Regions from separate parts of the Mus musculus genome. Here region 2 is linked to region 1. Evidence: chromatin loops called from intact Hi-C (ENCODE). Cell type or tissue: left cerebral cortex. All regions are shown on one strand. Each heading gives the region's core, and the rest is flanking DNA. Links, peaks and the distances in the headings are about the cores only.

Evidence for each region. Peaks named below come from ENCODE experiments on the same cell type or tissue, not always from the same donor. Only the 100,000 strongest peaks of a DNase experiment are listed, where the experiment ranks them.
Region 2: a loop joins it to region 1, with 8 times the contacts of the local background. A loop is called at or near these places in 29 of 42 quality-filtered maps.

What each region holds. Positions count from the first base shown.
Region 1 is chr2:11,341,924-11,350,257 of GRCm38, reverse strand. All of the region lies in intron 2 of 8030442B05Rik (RIKEN cDNA 8030442B05 gene), which reads left to right. It overlaps Gm13293 (predicted gene 13293), which reads right to left. Exons shown (of 4, transcript NR_040369.2): 3 at 7,660-7,815; 4 at 6,152-7,105. Among named protein-coding and RNA genes, the nearest start is that of Gm13293, 6.6 kb to the right of the region's middle. In left cerebral cortex, for the core only: no CTCF peak of the experiment used is centred there; DNase peaks (open chromatin) are centred at 2,238 and 3,627; H3K27ac peaks cover 591 bases.
Region 2 is chr2:11,525,502-11,533,835 of GRCm38, reverse strand. Gm10851 (a long non-coding RNA gene) reads right to left here. Exons shown (of 3, transcript XR_865972.3): 2 at 4,111-4,374; 3 at 3,863-3,992. It also overlaps a transcript of Pfkfb3 not described here. Among named protein-coding and RNA genes, the nearest start is that of Gm10851, 8.0 kb to the right of the region's middle. In left cerebral cortex, for the core only: no CTCF peak of the experiment used is centred there; a DNase peak (open chromatin) is centred at 3,482.

The sequences.
Region 1 (8,334 bases), core at 269-8,268:
AGAGGTGCCGCTAGGGTTGCAAAGCCTGGAATCCAGAGTCTACAAAAGCCAGCAGTCCCCAGAAACTCACGTACCTGCCGTGGGGTGGTTGGCGAGGGGATCATCATAACAGTCTTCTTCCGGGCCTCTGTGAGCCATCTTTTACCCCCTCGGAGGGTATACCCCAGGTAGGTTACCTCAGTTTGACAAATTTGTGCCTTTTTAGCCGAAACTCGATACCCCAAGTCACTCAGTTCTGCGAGGAGCTTCTCAGTTCCCTGGTGGCACAGCTCCTTCGAGGCCGCCGAGACCAAGAGATCATCCACATACTGTAGTAGGGTAAGCTGAGGGTTTCGAGCGTGAAAAGGCGCGAGATCCCGATGGAGGGCCTCGTCAAACAGGGTGGGGGAATTTTTGAACCCCTGTGGTAGCCTAGTCCAGGTTAGTTGACCAGTCTGTCCGCCCTCTGGGTCCCTCCATTCAAAGGCAAACAGGAGCTGACTCTTAGGGTGCAAGCACAGGCAAAAGAAGGCATCTTTTAAGTCCAGGACTGTATACCATGTTCTCTCGGGTGGGAGAGAGCTTAATAAATTGTACGGGTTCGGGACTGTGGGGTGAATGTCCAGGACCCTTTTGTTAACTTCCCGGAGGTCTTGCACCGGGCGATAGTCATTAGTCCCTGGTTTTCGAACCGGCAGAAGTGGTGTATTCCAAGGGGACTGACAGGCTACTAAAACTCCTTGGTCTAACAACCTCTGGATATGAGGCCGGATGCCCTCCCTAGCTTCCTTGCTCATAGGGTATTGTCTTACCGAGATGGGGGTGGCATCAGCTTTAAGTTCTACCACAACCGGAGGCACTTGTTTAGCCAACCCCATTCCTGCTTGTTCTGCCCAGACATTGGGGAACGCAGTTAGCCAGCCTGAAGAGACTGCATTTTTGGGTTGCTCTTCATGCAACCGATACTCTTCCTCTGTGTTGAGGACAAGGCAGGCAACGGGGGCTTTTCCCCAGCTTACTTGTGGGCCTTCTGAAGTAAATTGGACTTGAGCCTTTAGTTTGGTTAGCAGATCGCGCCCCAAGAGGGGAGCAGGACACTCAGGTATCACCAGGAAGGAATGGGTCACTATGTTCTTGTTTATCTGTAGGGCTCGTTCGGTCGTCCAGGGGTAAAATTTACTACCAGTGGCTCCAATCACCATGGTCTTTTTAGAGCCTAGCTTGCCTAGGGGGCTAGTGAGTACTGAATGCTCTGCTCCGGTGTCTATCAGGAAGTTGACGGGAGTCCCCTCCACGGACAAAGTTACCCTAGGCTCAGGGAGGGGGTCTGAGCCCCGACTTCCCTAATCATCTTCTAGGGTCAGGACCTTGGATCGCTCCCGTTTTTAGGGCAATCTCTAGCCCAGTGTCCTTTCTCTTTGCAATAGGCGCATTGGTCTTTTTCCAGTGGTATCTTTCTGCCACCTGGCGATTTCACTGCCCTGTTGCCCAGGAGCCCTATTTTACCTTTTCCTGACTGTCTATCATTTACAACTGCAGCCAAAATTTTACTCAAATTTCTCTCCTGACGGCGATCCCGTCTATTTTCCCTCTCCTCTATTTCTTTCTTCTCTCTCTCCTGCCTCTCTTCTTCTGTTTCCCTCTTATGATAGACTTTCTCTGCTTCTTTTAGTTCAGTAATTTTTATTCTTCAGGACCATGTCTTCAAAGTGTGAACACAAACAACACCACACCCTCCCTCCCTCCCTTCCTTCCTTCCTTCCCTTCCTTCCTTCCTTCCTTCCTTCCATTGCTCTTGTTAGGCATTTTATGACAACAGTAAGAAAAAACAAGAGTCTCTTGAATGTGAGTGTGAACCAACAGGTACCCTTATCTATGACACTCCACTTAAAGTATCCCAGCAGAGGAACTCTCCCGGAGACAACAAAGTAAAACTCAGGCATGCTCGGGCTGTTTTACCCTCCCCAATATAAACACAGGAGTAAGGAGATAGTTCAAGACAATCACTTGGAACTATTCCTTTACCTAGAATAAATTGTTCTTTCATTCCCATTCATAGTATCACCACACTGGAATCTCATCTTTTGAAAATTTGAGAGTGTAAGAACTGGAAAACTGACATTTCAGCCCAGGAGTCTCTGCAACTCAAACTGGTTTCTAAAAATGTGCCACATTATATAATTCAGGGCAAGGCATGGAAAAGTACTCGCTGGTGTGCAGCTGGAGGCTGCCCTGCCTCTGACTCACTGAGGCAAAAGCGTTTGAATTAAGATGCATCTCAGAAAAGCCATGCAAGTCCATTCATCCTTCAGGACTTCACACATTTGCTGTGGGGGAAGAAGATGCAAGGCGAGGAACCTGGGAGCAGTAGTGAGTTTTCCAACTTTGTTCTTGCTCCCCTTGAAGCCAATGTTGAGTGCTTCTCCAAGCCTTTCCAAATGTTTGGACCTGTCCATCTGTTTTTATGCCATCACACCCATGTGGGAAAGATGGCGTTTGACAGCCAAACTAGTCTTGCCAGTGACACTTCTGCCATATTAAATATTACTCTCCGTTTCAATTACCATTCTTCATATATGGAGCCATTTTGATGTCTGTCCAATCTCTGGCCCCAGTATTAAACAAAACAAAAGGAAGTGCTAAAATTATGCCTACATTTAAGCTATCTGGTGACTCTTTTGAAAATGTGTGTATGTCTGTGCACATATATGTGTGCATGCTGGTACAAGTGTATATGGGGCCTGCTTGTGAAGACTGAAGGCTAGTGTTGGGTATCTTCAATCTCTTTCTCCTTTATTTTGTATTCTCTTGAGACATCATTTCTCTCTGATCTTTGCACTCATTAATTTGTCTAGATTGGCTGCCCAGCAAACTCCAGAGACCCTCTTGTCTCTGCTTGCTGTGTGCTCCAGTTATAGAGGGTGTCACCATGCCTGGCTTCTTCACGTGAGTTCTGGGGACACAAACTGAGGTCCTCATGCATATGCAGTAGGTGCATTACCATTGTCCCAAATGTCTTAAGAGGCCTTTAACAGAATAAATATACTATAGTCTGATAAAAGAAAAGAACACCTAAGGTATTTTCTTTTACTTTTTATTTGGGTGTGTGTGTGTGTGTGCAGGTGCATGTGAGGGGGCCTCTGGAGGCCAGATCCCCCAGAGCTGGAGTTACAGACAACTCTGAACAATTTTATGGATGCCAGCAACCCATCCTGGGTCATCTTCAAGAATAGTATATTTTCTTAACCTCTGAACCTTCTCTATACTGACTTTCTATGATTAACGCACACATACGAACACACACATGCTCATACTCACACATGCATACACACCTATGCATTATTGAGAATTTGGCATTTTCTGATGAGATCCCAGTTCTTGCCATGTTCCTCACAGTTTATTACAGGTATTTTATGATTTCAGTCAGCTATTGAGACATCTCATGAGTGTTCTTTTATTTTTAAATATCTTCAGAGAGTAGGGAGAAATCCATTCATGGTTTCCAGCTAGGAGATAGTAAGTAAGTGCCATTCACGGTTGGTGTCTCTTTTATTCAAGTTTGGCTGAGTCATTCACAGCTAACACTATATTTAGGATTTGCTAATATGGGCATAACTTTACATGGAAGTAAATATCATTGTAGTCACCCAGCCTCCTACACTGTATGTCCCAGATCGGCTTCAGGAGGATGCAATGGTTCACACATCTCCCCGGCAGCTCCTGCTCCAAGGAGTTGGGGGTGACCTTTCTGTCCATGTGCGCATCAAACCCTCCCACGTGGTTCTGGAATCTAATGACCTATTTGAGTTCTAATTTAAAAAGTGCCCTACAGGCTTGCCTACAGCCCAGTCTTATTGACGCTTTTTGTCAATTGGTTCCCTCCTCTTAGACGAGTTTAGCTTGCGTCAAACTGACATAAAACCTAGCCAGCTAATAATGCTCTAAATATCCACCATGTTAGGACAAATGACAAGATCCATGCATAGAAATAAACCAGCCAGAAATAGAACTTCCACAACAAGGAGTGAAATCAGCATGTCAAAAAGGGTGCCTGTTCCCCAATTTATTGTAGTAGGTCCCAGTTTGCTTCTCTGTCACTGTGATCAATACATGACCAAAAGCAACTTGGGACGGAAAGGGCTCATTTCATCTTACAGCTTATAGACCATAGTGAAGGGAAGCCAAGGCATAAACTCAAGCAGGAACCTGGAGGCCAGATCTGAAGCAGAGGCCATGGACGAGGCATGGCTTGTTTGTCCCATCTTGCTCAGGTTAAATCTTTGTACAACCCAGGAGCATCTGAAACAGAAAACTCACCCCAAGAACTATGCTCTAGTATGCTAAGCTAATTACATGGAGGTGTTTTCTCAACTGAGGCTCCCTGTTCCCAGATGATTCTACCTTGTGTCCAAGTGACAAAACAAAAAACAAAAACAGAAACAAAAAGAACAAAAAGCCAGAACACAGAGCTATTCACAAAAGCCAAGACATGGAATCATTCTATGGAGAAATGGATAAACACAATACTGTCTAGACATAGCACATGATGTTGGGGGATGGGGTCAGCAGTGGATTCCTCTTGAAGGGTTCCAAGAGGTGCTGCTCAGACTGTTTACAGACAGCCTGATTCCCAGAGGGAGGTGCTGGTGGGGAGGTGGGGAAGTGGGGAGGTGGGGGGGTGGGGAGATGGGGAAGTGGGGAGGTGGGGGAGGGTGGGGAGGTGGGGAGGTGGGGAGGTGGGGGGTGGGGGGTGGGGGGGTAGGAGGTGGGGAGGTGGGGAGGTGGGGAGGTGGGGATGGAAGGGGATCAGACAGGTAGGTGCTCAAGCTGCTTATCACAGGACCTCATGAGTCATTGAATTACAGGAAACTAGAAGCTTGTTATGGTTGTGATGACCAAGATGTCTGTGGTCTACTCGCTTGTCAACAAAAAAGAATGATATTCTCTCTCTCTCTCTCTCTCTCTCTCTCTCTCTCTCTCTCTCTCTCTCTCTCTCTCTCACACACACACACACACACACACAAACACTTAGCATTCCTTGGGATATCATCGTTTTCGAATGAGAACCTAAGTCTTACCATGATTCCTATGCCCTCCTAAGGGTCTAAGTTTTGAATGCCACAAGCTCTAGATTTTTGAAAGATGGAGTAATAACAACAGTAGAAAGCTTTCTTCCATCTAGTCATAGTCTAATTGCAGGCCATAGGCACTACAGGGATCCAGCCCAAGGCTCTCATTTTATGGAGGTTACAGAAAACTCTTGGAGTTTGGCTGCTGTTCTTGATATAACAAATAGCTATTGCCCAAGAAGGCACCACAAGCTAGTTTTTCCAGATTACCCATCACACAAATGATGCTTAATTTAAATCCTCTTAATTAATCCAAATCCTCTGCTTAATCCAAATCCTCAATCAGCTTCATACGAGGAAGCACAATGAGCCCTACATCTCAGGACCTGATCTATGAAGGCCGAAGTATTCCAAGAAAAGAAGTATAATGAAGTTTTGTTAGCGTGCCCCATATTACTCAGCCTTCCCCTGATATAACAAGTCCTGGAGATGGTCAACTTATGAAGAGAAAAAGCTTTATTTTAGATTACAGTTTGGAAGGTTTCAGCCCACAGTTGGTTGGCTCTATTGTTCTTGGAGCTGTGGAGAAAGTACTACATCATGGTGAGAGTGTCTGGTGGAGGAAGCCTTCATCTACCTCATGGCTAAAAGCAAAAGGGAGAGAGTTCTGCAAACCCTTGAAGGTGCTCTCTCAATGACCTAAAACCTCTCAGCAGGTTCTGTGGTATTTGTGGTAGAGAAGACTCTATCTCCCATGGTATATACCTCCTGACAGCAGTATCATAAGCTAGGGAGTAATCTTTAACACATGGGCCTTTGCTGGCATTCCACATCCAATCTAGAGCATTTCCCCAGGAGCGTGTAACTTCAGTGCCGAGGCTTGGAATCACCTGCCTCAGACATACACTGGTCCTATGGAGACAGCAAACACATTTGTAACATTACTAGGCACATGGCCTGAGAATACATTGCCTCTAAATGGAATATAGGGTGTCTGGGTATGGGAGTGTTGGGCTGAGGGAACTTCAGTGTGAGCTGATTTTGAAAGTGATTATATCTGGCACTGGAGGTTGAGTTAAGACAAGAGTAAGAAGAACTCAATTGGCATTTGAGTGGGCTTTATTTTATTTTAAGACCAGGAAAAGAGATATTTATTACTACAAGTGCAATTTTATTCAGTGTACTGAACATATGTTTAAAAAAAAAATCCCAACCAACCAACCAACCAAATGACTACCCCCAAAACAAAAACACCCCTGCCCCCCCCAAAATTATTTAAATATATGCAAGTGAGGCCACTTTACTGGAGATGGCCATATTGACTGGGTGTGATCTTCACACCCTGCACACATCTGCAATGTATGGGTACCCAGTATTTCAGAGGTGGAAGCAAGCATATCATGAGCTCTAACTGAGGCTACCTAGTGAGACCCTGTCTAAACAACAAATAAACAACAAACAAACAAACAAACAAGGCATCTTTGGCCAAATTATACCTGTGTTCCCTCTGTTACTTGGTCCCATTCCACCGCCACCCATCTGCACTGTGGTTCAGTGGTGGGATCCATAGCAGCTCTCTTGCCCAGTCCCCAGTCAGAGCTCAGTGGCTGCTCTGGCCACTACTGTGCTTCAGGAAAGGAACAATCTCAATCACAATGCCTTTAAGGAACTCCCACTCCGCAGCTCAAAGATGTAGAGCCCACGAAGCTCATTTGAGGAGAGGGAAGGCATTGTGGGACTGTACTGAGTTCAATGGCAGAGAAAACTTTATATAGTTCCAGTGAGTGTGGTTCCTAAGAGGCTTCTAGAGCCCAGAGCTGCTCCTACAACCTGCTCGTTTCTGTTGTTCAGATGGAGCTTTCTCCTAAGTCTTCTTTTGAAGAAAATGCTGCAAACTGAGAAATAGATTCAGAGGGAGGGAAGGTGGGCCTATCAGTGTCAAATGATAGAGAGGCAGAGATGACAAGAATCTAGGTTCTAGGTGGTTCAAATAGCACAACTGACTACCTTCTCGTGATCTGCCTCAGCTCCTATGACGTCTTCATCTGTGGAACATCCTGGGGGAAAGAATGCCAACACCAATACAGAATATGCTTTTAATAAACTGTTTTACTATTGGCACTGAAGCCTTTGACCTTCCTGTTAGTTGACATAGCAACATATAATGGCATAACTGCCTGTTCACTGGGTAGATCACTGTAGATGATCCTCCCAGACCAGTTTCACAAGCATCATCAGAATTTAAAAGTTTAATGTTAACTTTGTGTTTGGAAATCCATTCATTTATCTATCCACCCATTCACCTGTTACCCATCCATCAATCCCTTTAGGCATCCATCCATTCATTATCCTTTCAACCAGTCATTCACCCATCCAATCATCCATTATTCTATTCATCCATCCATCCACATAACCATCTACCCATTGATTCATCTATCTACCAATCACCCATCCATCCATCCATCCATCCATCCATCCACTCATCCATCTGCCCATCATTCATCTATCTACCCATCACCTGTACATCCAACTAGCCACTAATCCAACCAACAACCTGTCTTTCCACCCATCCACCCACCATTGTTTAATCATTTAACCATCTGCCACACACCTGCTGAGCTTCTTTGTGTAGTATAGTGGAGAAAGAGTGGGGTGACAGCAGTGGACAGAGTAGGCAGGAACTGTTTACAGGCTCTGAGATTTGCACCCTCATAGCCACTGATAAGTAAGAAACTCTTGATTCATGGTCAGTCCTTACTAAGGTAAACTGAAAGTATAAGAGAGACACTAGGTTCACAGGTTTATTTATAGTACACATACAGTAAAGAACAATATCTCATTGATCATTTGTAATATCAACTACATGTTGAACCAGTGATATTTTGGATATATTGGGGTAGGTAAATTGTATTATTAAGCTTAATTTTATTCTCTTCTTTACTATTTATTTATTTTTTTAATTCACCCCTATGCCACTCATCTTGCAGTCCTTCCACATCTGCCCTCTGCCCTTGTAACCCATGCCCCCTCCCAGTAAAATAGACAAAAACCAACCAACCAAAAAACCTATCTCCCTGTGTAAGCCGTGGTGTGTCACAATGTGTCCCACAAAGGGACACATTACCCATATAGTTTTACTTGCAAACATTCATTAGAATGAGTTACAGGTCTGGTTTGAGGCCTTTGGCTTTTGCCACACTCCCAATACTGGATCTTCACCGGGACTCTTCTGGGACATCCCTTTGCTTCGCTATGTCATGGAGATCCTGCAGCTTTGGATCTGCAT
Region 2 (8,334 bases), core at 41-8,040, 180 kb before region 1:
ATATATGTATAATCCTAGCAGGTAGTCAAGAGATCAGGAATTCAAGGCCAGTCTTAGCTTCATAGCAAGTTAGAGACCAGGCTGGGCTACGTGAGATCTTGCCTTTAAAAGATGTACACACACAAATACACAAACAGGCCTGCCCCTGCCCCTACTATCCTACAGGGTAGGTACTAATATCCCTTATTTCAAGAGTCAGAAACAGGAGGATTGCCACGAGTCAAGGGCAGTCTAGGCTACAAACTATGAATTCCAGGCCAGCCTGGGCTGCAGAATGAAGCACGAACTTTCAGAGGTGCTAAATGTTTTAGATAAAAATTTCCTTCTGTGTTTTTCTTTTTGAGTCAGGGCCTCATGTAGCTCAGACTAAGAACCCATCCTGAAACTTTGATATCAAAGTTTTGTTTGTTTGGTGGGTTTTGTTTGTGTTTTGCTTAGAAGGATTTACCCAAGGCAGCATTCACACCTGGTTGCTTCTCTGTAATGAGTGCTGTTTTTTTGTATTTTGTTTTTGTTTTTAGAGTTCCTGAAGTCATGTTGGCCTTAGATGGCCCTTGGGGAGAACACCTTTTGCATTCTTACTCTTGGGCCTGGAAAAGTATAATATGGGTATCCATGGTAACCAGTAGAGCGGCATCTCAGTGAGTGGAAGGCTATAGGTAGCTAAAACGAAGCCACCATGACTCAGTGGGCGTCTCAAAGACTGGCATCATCGCTGAAGAGTAGATCTTCTCTGCTTGAGAGACTTGATTTTAACGGGGGGGGGTGGCATAGGTGACACTGAAGGGAAGAGGGGACCATTGGGATCTGCAGAGGGGCTTACAGATTACATGGAATCTTGCTGGGGAGGTAGCTCAGCTGCTAGAGAACTTGTATGCATGTTCTGGCTACAATGGTAACCCTGGGAGCTACAATGGGTTCCCTGGTGCTACAATGACCTGGGAGTGGTGGTACGGCCGACGTCCCTGGTGCTACATGACCTGGGAGCGGTGGTACATGCCTATAATACCAGGACTCTAGAGGCCAAGGTGTTCAGATCATCCTTAACTCTCTAGGGAGTTTGAGACCAGACAGATGGGAACTGCACCCTGTTTTAGAAGCAAACAGCTAGGTGTGGTGACACATACCTTTAATCCGAGCACTAGGGAGGCAGATACAGGTGGATCCCTGGGAGTTTAAAGCCAGTGTGGTCTACACAGTCCAGCTAAAGCTATACAATTGAGGCAGTGTCTCAAACAATAAACAAAAAAGCCACCTCTCAATATTCACGTTTAAGAAAAAACCCAGATGCTGAGATCTGTCTGAAGAACTGACCAGGAGGGACCAGAAGAGATCAGAAGAGGGACTGTCCTTGCCTGCCTCCCAAATACACACTTATATAAGGTTGTTCTTCTTGTTTTTCTTTCCCTTGCCTGTGTGTTTCTTTAAGGCTTTCCCAGTCTTTTTTTTTTTTTTTTAGGTTTCAGTTCTAGAATGTTGAGATGGAAGGGTTTGTGGTTTTGTGTGAGACCGGATCTTGCTGTGTATCCCAAGCTATGAATCCAGGCAGCCTCACCCTCTCAGTGACTTCTCCCACCTCAGCATCCCGGATGTTAGGATTATAGAAAGGCACCTTTGCACTGGGCTATCTGATTTTGCTCCTAAGCAAAAGAGCCTTGTTTACCAGAGCTCTCGAAATAGATACTTAGTCTCAAGACAGGGTGTGGCATCCCCTAAAAATGGCTGAGCTCAGTTGTCATTCTATCCTTCATGGTTCATTCGATGGCTGGGTGGTCTATTGAAAGTAGCTTTAGCTAGCTACGGTCCAAGTGCTTTCCCTTCTGTTCCTCTAGTTTTTGTTTGAAGGGTGGATGTTTCTTTGAGACATGTCTCATGTAGCTCAGGCTAGACTGGAACTCACTGTTTACTTGGTTGTCTTTAAACTTGTATCAATGCTCCTGCCTTAGCATATTGTTAATTATTTGCTTATTTTTATTTTATATGCATTGGTGTTTTGATTGCATGTATTCTGTGTGAGAGTATCCTGCGACCCTGGAACTAGGGTCACAGACAGTTGTGAGCTGCCATGTGGGTGCTGGGAAATGAACCCAGGTCCTCTGGAAGAGCAGCAAGGGCTCCTAACCACTGAGCCGTCTCTCCAGCCCTGTATTTTTAAAAACTGTTAGCTGAGCATTGTGGCACATCCCTTTGATACCTGCTGTCAGGATGCAGAGGAAGGCAGATCTCTTCAGTATAAGGTCAGCTTGGTTTATATTTGAGTTCTAGGACATCCAGGGCTATATAGAGAGACCCTGTCAATAATAATAATAATAATAATAATAATAGTAGTAGTAGTAGTAGTAGTAGTAGTAGTAGTAGTAGTAGTAGTGTGTGTCTGTGCCTAGGTATCTTTATGGTGTCTTTAGAGGCCAGAAGAGGGCATCAGTTCCCCAGAACTGTAGTGACATGAAAGTTGTCACAAGACCTTTTATTGTTCTTTTTGAGACAGAGCTTCTCTTTCTTTCTCTCTTTCTCTTTCTCTCTCTCTTTCTTTCTTTCTTTCTCTCTTTCTTTCTTTCTTTCTTTCTTTCTTTCTTTCTTTCTTTCTTTCTTTCTTTCTTTCTTCCTTCCTTCCTTCCTTCCTTCCTTCCTTCCTTCCTTTCTTTCTTTCTTTCTTTCTTTCTTTATTTCCTTTTTAAAGATTTGTTTATTGTTATATGTAAGTACACTGTAGCTGTCTTCTGACACACCAGAAGAGGGCGTCAGATCTCTTTAAGGATGGTTGTGAGCCACCATGTAGTTGCAGGGATTAGAAGAGCAGTCAGTGCTCTTAACCGCTGAGCCATCTCTCCAGCCCGGAGCCAGGCTTTCTTGAAACAGGGTTTCTCTGTGTAGCCCTGGCTATGCTGGAACTTGCTCTGTAGACCAGGCTTCTAACTCCGGGATCTGCCAGCCTTGGCATACGCCTGCTGTTTGGTTGGTTGGTTTTGTGGTTTTTTTTGTCTTTTGTTTTGTTTTGTTTGAGACAGGGTCTCTATGTAGCCCTGGAGGTCTTGTAATTATGTGTGTATCCTAGGCTGTCCTAGAACTCACAGTTCATTTGCCACATCCTCTGAGTTTTGATATTAGGGGAATGTGCCAGCCTTATCCTTAACTCATCTTTCTAAGTCTGTTCTTTTTCATACGTGGGTTTGTCATGTACACACATGCAGTACCACACGCATTCATAATAGTAAGCATCTTAGTGGAGGTAGTAATTTGTTATTAGCCAAGATTAGCTCCTCCTATTCAAAGCAGGGATGGGATAGCAGAGAGCAAGCCAGCACTTCCTGAGCTGGAATGCGTGGAAATTGTCAACTATTTCAGTGGCAAATTGTTATGCTATGGATCTGGCTGGAGCCCAGAGTTCTGTAGTTGGAAGGATGACTCAGAAAGCGTGAGCTGGGCACCTTTGCCTCTGTGGCAGTGTCTGAGTCACTGAGGGAAACCCGAAAACCACTAGGTGTCAGGGACAGATGCTGTGCCGTCTGCTGGAACACCGAGGTCCTGGATTTGAGATCGCAAGGAAGTCCCTGCTTGCTCACTCAGTGAAGTCATCGGCACATTTGCTGGGACTGTTCCCATCAAGGAAGTGTGGTAAATTTCCCAACCTTGGCTTGCATCATGGTCCAGATGGCTTCTGTGGCCCACTTCAGCAGAGGGGAAGGGGCTGATGCAGCCAAAAGAATCAAACTTTGCTTCAGGTTGAGGAAGGAGGTAGGCATGGGCTGTGCTTGGAGTAGAAGCAGTTCTGGGCCTTGCTCTCCCTCCCTCCTGCAGGATCAACATCAAGGCTTGAGAAGAAAGTAGGATGCCCACTAATTCCTAAGGCACCAACGTTCTGTGAATCTACAACCGTTGTTTCTTTGAATCCAGGAAGCAAGGGTTCTTTGTTACACCTTTGCAATGATAGTGAGACGCTGAATCCTTAAGTGTTATCTAACAGCTGATAGTGTTGTGTGACAAAACTTTTCCTGGAGAGATAAAACACAGTCATCAACTCACCCCAGAAAGGAAACCCATGACAGACCAAAGTATGGATGCCACCATAGTCCACCCTGGTGAACCAAGAGTTCTATCATGGTTACTTACAGAAGCGTTGGTGAGGGGTTGCTTACAGGAGCAGAAGTTACTCAAAGACAGCTGCATCAACAGAGCCCACCCCAGCTCACAAAGACTGATAGACCTGGAGCACACTGCACAGGCAGCTCAACAGATCAGAGGGTGTCCTTTCCAGGTGCCACGGTTGCTCTAAATCTCCAGGTGTCTGGGCTGGCTTCTGATTCTTCCAGGCAGTAAGTCTGGTCTGGGAGTCTCCTTTGTAGCTCGGCTCTGCTTTCTCTGGCATGGTGGGCCCTAGTGAATCAGGTCAGTTTTCAAGAGTTTTTAATTTGTTTCCCTCTCTGCTTTAAGAGCTCAATGTTTCAATATCAGAGGCAACTGTTAACTCCCAGACCTGTAATCTCATCATGCAAGAGGCAGAGACAGGAGAAACTCAAGAACAGGCTTGGTTTTACATCTTACTCAAAGCCAATTTGGGTATGACTTTATTGCCAGTGTTTGGGAGGCAGAGGCAGATGTGAGGCTAGCCTGGTCTCTAGCAAGTTCCAGGCTAGTCAGAACTACAGAGTGAGACCCCGTATCATGAACAAATAAAAAACAAAAACTCCAACAAAACCAGGGCTGGGGATATAGCTCCGTTGGTAGAGTCTTTAAAAAACAAGCACGAAGCTTTGGGTTCTATTTCCAGCAGTAAAGTGAGCAAAGCAACCGGGGACTGTATCTAAGAGTCAGGATGTGGAGGTGATACGACCAGAAGCTCAGGGTCAGCGTTGTCTATAACGTGAGTTTGAGGCCAGCCTGGCTACATGAGATACTGTTCTCTCATAAAAAAGAAAGAAAGAAAGAAAGGAAGAAAGAAAGAAAGGAAGGAAGGAAGGAAGGAAGGAAGGAAGGAAGGAAGGAAGGAAGGAAGAGAAAGAAAGAAAAAAGAAAACAAACTGTGTATGGGAGGGAGGCGGGGCTGGGTGTAGTTGGAGTTATCCTTGAGAAGACCTGCCCTGACCTACCACAGGGCCTCAGGCCTTTCTCCTCTCCTCTCTTTCTGGCCTGGAGAAGCACTCTGACATCCCAGATGACCCTTCGAGATAAAGAGAAACTTGTGAAGTTCCAAGGGATTTACTGATAAAGCGTCTTATCTCAGTGTGGCTTCTACTGGAAGCTGCAGGTCTGAGAAAGCCAAGCACCTTCAGTGCCTCTCTTTTATCCCTTGCATCCCGAGGTCTCCCAGGTTAGCTCATCCTGGATGTGGGTGATGTGACTCTCCCCTTCTGTGTTTACATCATCCAGGTGTTTCCCTAGTGAAACATCTGGATGTCCCAGTGCCATGCCCTGTCACCAGCAGACCTGACAGAGCCTCTGCCAACAGGTTTCTCAGTTCCCTCAAGACACCCAGGAGTCAGTGGGAATGGGTTCCTTTGTGGTCAAGTCCTGAGAAACCCAATTTCCAGCACACTGAATGGGAGCATACACCATGGGTCACCTGTTCAGACATCAAACCATTAGCAACTCTTTTAAAGTCTCCTTGTAACCTGTGGGGAACAGAATGAAAACACTCATTCATCCAAAAAAGCTGAGGTGGGGGCTGGGAGAGAGATAACTCACTTTGTATCTGTCTAGTTAGCTGTGAGTTCCATACCCAGCATTGAATAAACATGTCTATGACCTCAGCACTTGGAAAGTAGAGGCAGGAGGATCAATGTTTAAGGTTAGGGTCTTAGTCACTGTTCTACTGCTGTGAAGAGACACCATGACCAAGGCTTTGGTTTTTCGAGACAGGGTTTCTCTGTATAGCCCTGGCTGTCCTGGAACTCACTCTGTAGACCAGGCTGGCCTTGAACTCAGAAATCCGCCTGCCTCTGCCTCCCAAGTGCTGGGATCAAAGGCGTGCACCACCACCACTCGGCGGCAACTCTTTATTTTATTTTACTTTTTGCTATTTTTTTTTATTGAATATTTTCTTTATTTGCATTTCAAATGTTTTTCCCTTTCCATGTGTCCCCTTCAGAACCTCCCTATTCCATCCCCCATTCCCCTGCCTCTATGAGGGTGCTCCCCTACTCACCCACTCCCATCTTTTCTTCCTGCCATTCTACACTGGGGCATCAAACACCCTCAGGCCCAAGGGCCTCTCCTCCCACTGATGTCCAACAAGGCCATCCATCTTCTGCCACATATGTGGCTGGAACCAAGGGTCCTTCCATGTATATTCTTTGGTTGGTGGTCCAGTCCCAGGGAGCTCCAGTGGGGGGGGGGGTCTGGCTGGTTGACACTGTTGCTCCCCCTACGGGGCTGCAAACCCCCTCAGCTCCTTCAGTTCCTTCTTTAACTCCTCCGTCAGGGACCCCCATACAAAGTCCAATGGTTGGCTGCAAGCATCCCCCTCTGTATTTGTCAGGCTCTGGCAGAGCCTCTCAGGAGACAGCCATATTAGGCTCCTGTCAGCAAGTACTTCCCAGCATCCACAATAGTGTCTGGGTTTGGTGTCTGTATATGGGATGGATTCCCCAGGTGGGGCAGTCTCTGGATGGCCTTTCCTTCAGTCTCTGCTCCACACTCCATATTTCCTCCTGTGAGTATTTGTTCCCCCTTTATTTATTTTTTTTAAAAAGCATTTAACTGGGGACTTGCTTACAGTTTCAGAAGTTTAACTCATTATCCTCATGGCAGGGAGCGTGGCAGTACATGGGGAGCTGGAGCAGTACCGGAGTATCCTGATCCACAAGCAGACAGACAGACAGACAGACAGACAGGCACTGGGCTTGGCATAGGCTTTTGAAACTTCGGAGTTCCCGAAGTCCAAGCTTCCTAAGACCATTTTCAGCCCTATCCCCTCCTTCTCTTCCTGTCTCCCTGGGCCTAGGTTAGGCATTTAAGGTCTGGGAGCCTGAGCTGGAATGATTGTGAGTTCAACTCCAGCCTGGGCTTCAAAGTGAGGCTTTTTTTTTTAAAGAGAAAGAAAGAAAGAAAGAGAGAGAGAGAGAGAGAGAGAGAGAGAGAGAGAGAGAGAGAGAAAGAAAGAAAGAAAGAAAGAAAGAAAGAAAGAAAGAAAGAAAGAAAGAAAGAAAGAAAATCAGTGTGGAGACAGCCAAACACAGATACTTTAAAAAGGAAATTTATAAGCTAAGATTTGGTGACATAAAGGAAGTTACAGAAAAAGTTAGCCTCAGATGTGACCAGGTTGACCTTTCTCTGAAGCTCCCGTATTTCTAGTGACCTCTGTTATCTTCATATGCTCATTCGAAACCTGAAACGTTCGTGTGGTTCATGCTGGTCTAACACATCTCAGTCAGATCCTTTTACTGACCTAGGCCTGTTTACAAGAAGAAACTGACACTTCGCTGACCGGCCCGCCAGCCAGCCCATCTCCCTTTAACTTGTTTCTTAATCCAGCCTCAGAGTTCTTAGAAATGTCATTGGTCAGTAAACAATAAACAAGTCCATTTCCCTCTGCCTCACAATGTTGGGTGCACCTGGCTGAGGACATCATACCACACAGGCAGGGGCCACCGGCATCCAGCTCAGGTTCTGCTGGATAAGCCTGGGATCCTCTCCCGGGTCCATTGGCCTAGAGCTGTCCTGGACTTGCCAGCTAAGGCCCTGGCCTTGTTGGGCTTGTTTTTTAACCTAGGATGTTGGATGCCCTGCTGACTTGGACAAGAGCAGAAGCCTGAAGCTGGATGTGGTGGCTCAGGCGTGTGATCCACACTTGGGACTCAGGCAGGAAACCTGCTGTGAGTTCAAGGTCAGTCTGCAACAAAGTGACATTCTGTCTCAGTTCGTTCCAAAATAAACAAGAAAACAACAAACAAATCAAGGATAAAAGCAAACAGCAACAAAGAAACAAATAGAAATGAGACAGGGCCTGGTGGTGTCTTCCTGCAATCCTGACGGTGGGAAGTGGAAGCAGGGGGGTTAGGAATTTGAGGATAACCTTGGCTCAGCATCTCTGTGTGCTCTGTGCACACACCAGCTGCATCTCTTTTGTTTCTAGGCATAATATAAACGAGTATCTAGAGAGGAGAGAAATACAAGCTGTTCTTTTTTTTTTTTTTTTTTTTTTGGTTTTTTTCAAGACAGGATTTCTCTGTGTAGCCCTAGCTGTCCTGGAACTCACTTTGTAGACCAGGCTGGCCTCGAACTCAGAAATCCGCCTGCCTCTGCCTCCCAAGTGCTGGGATTAAAGGCGTGCGCCACCACCGACCAGCCTACAAGCTGTTCTTTACATGGTTATAATTCCTAGAAAATAGAGGCATT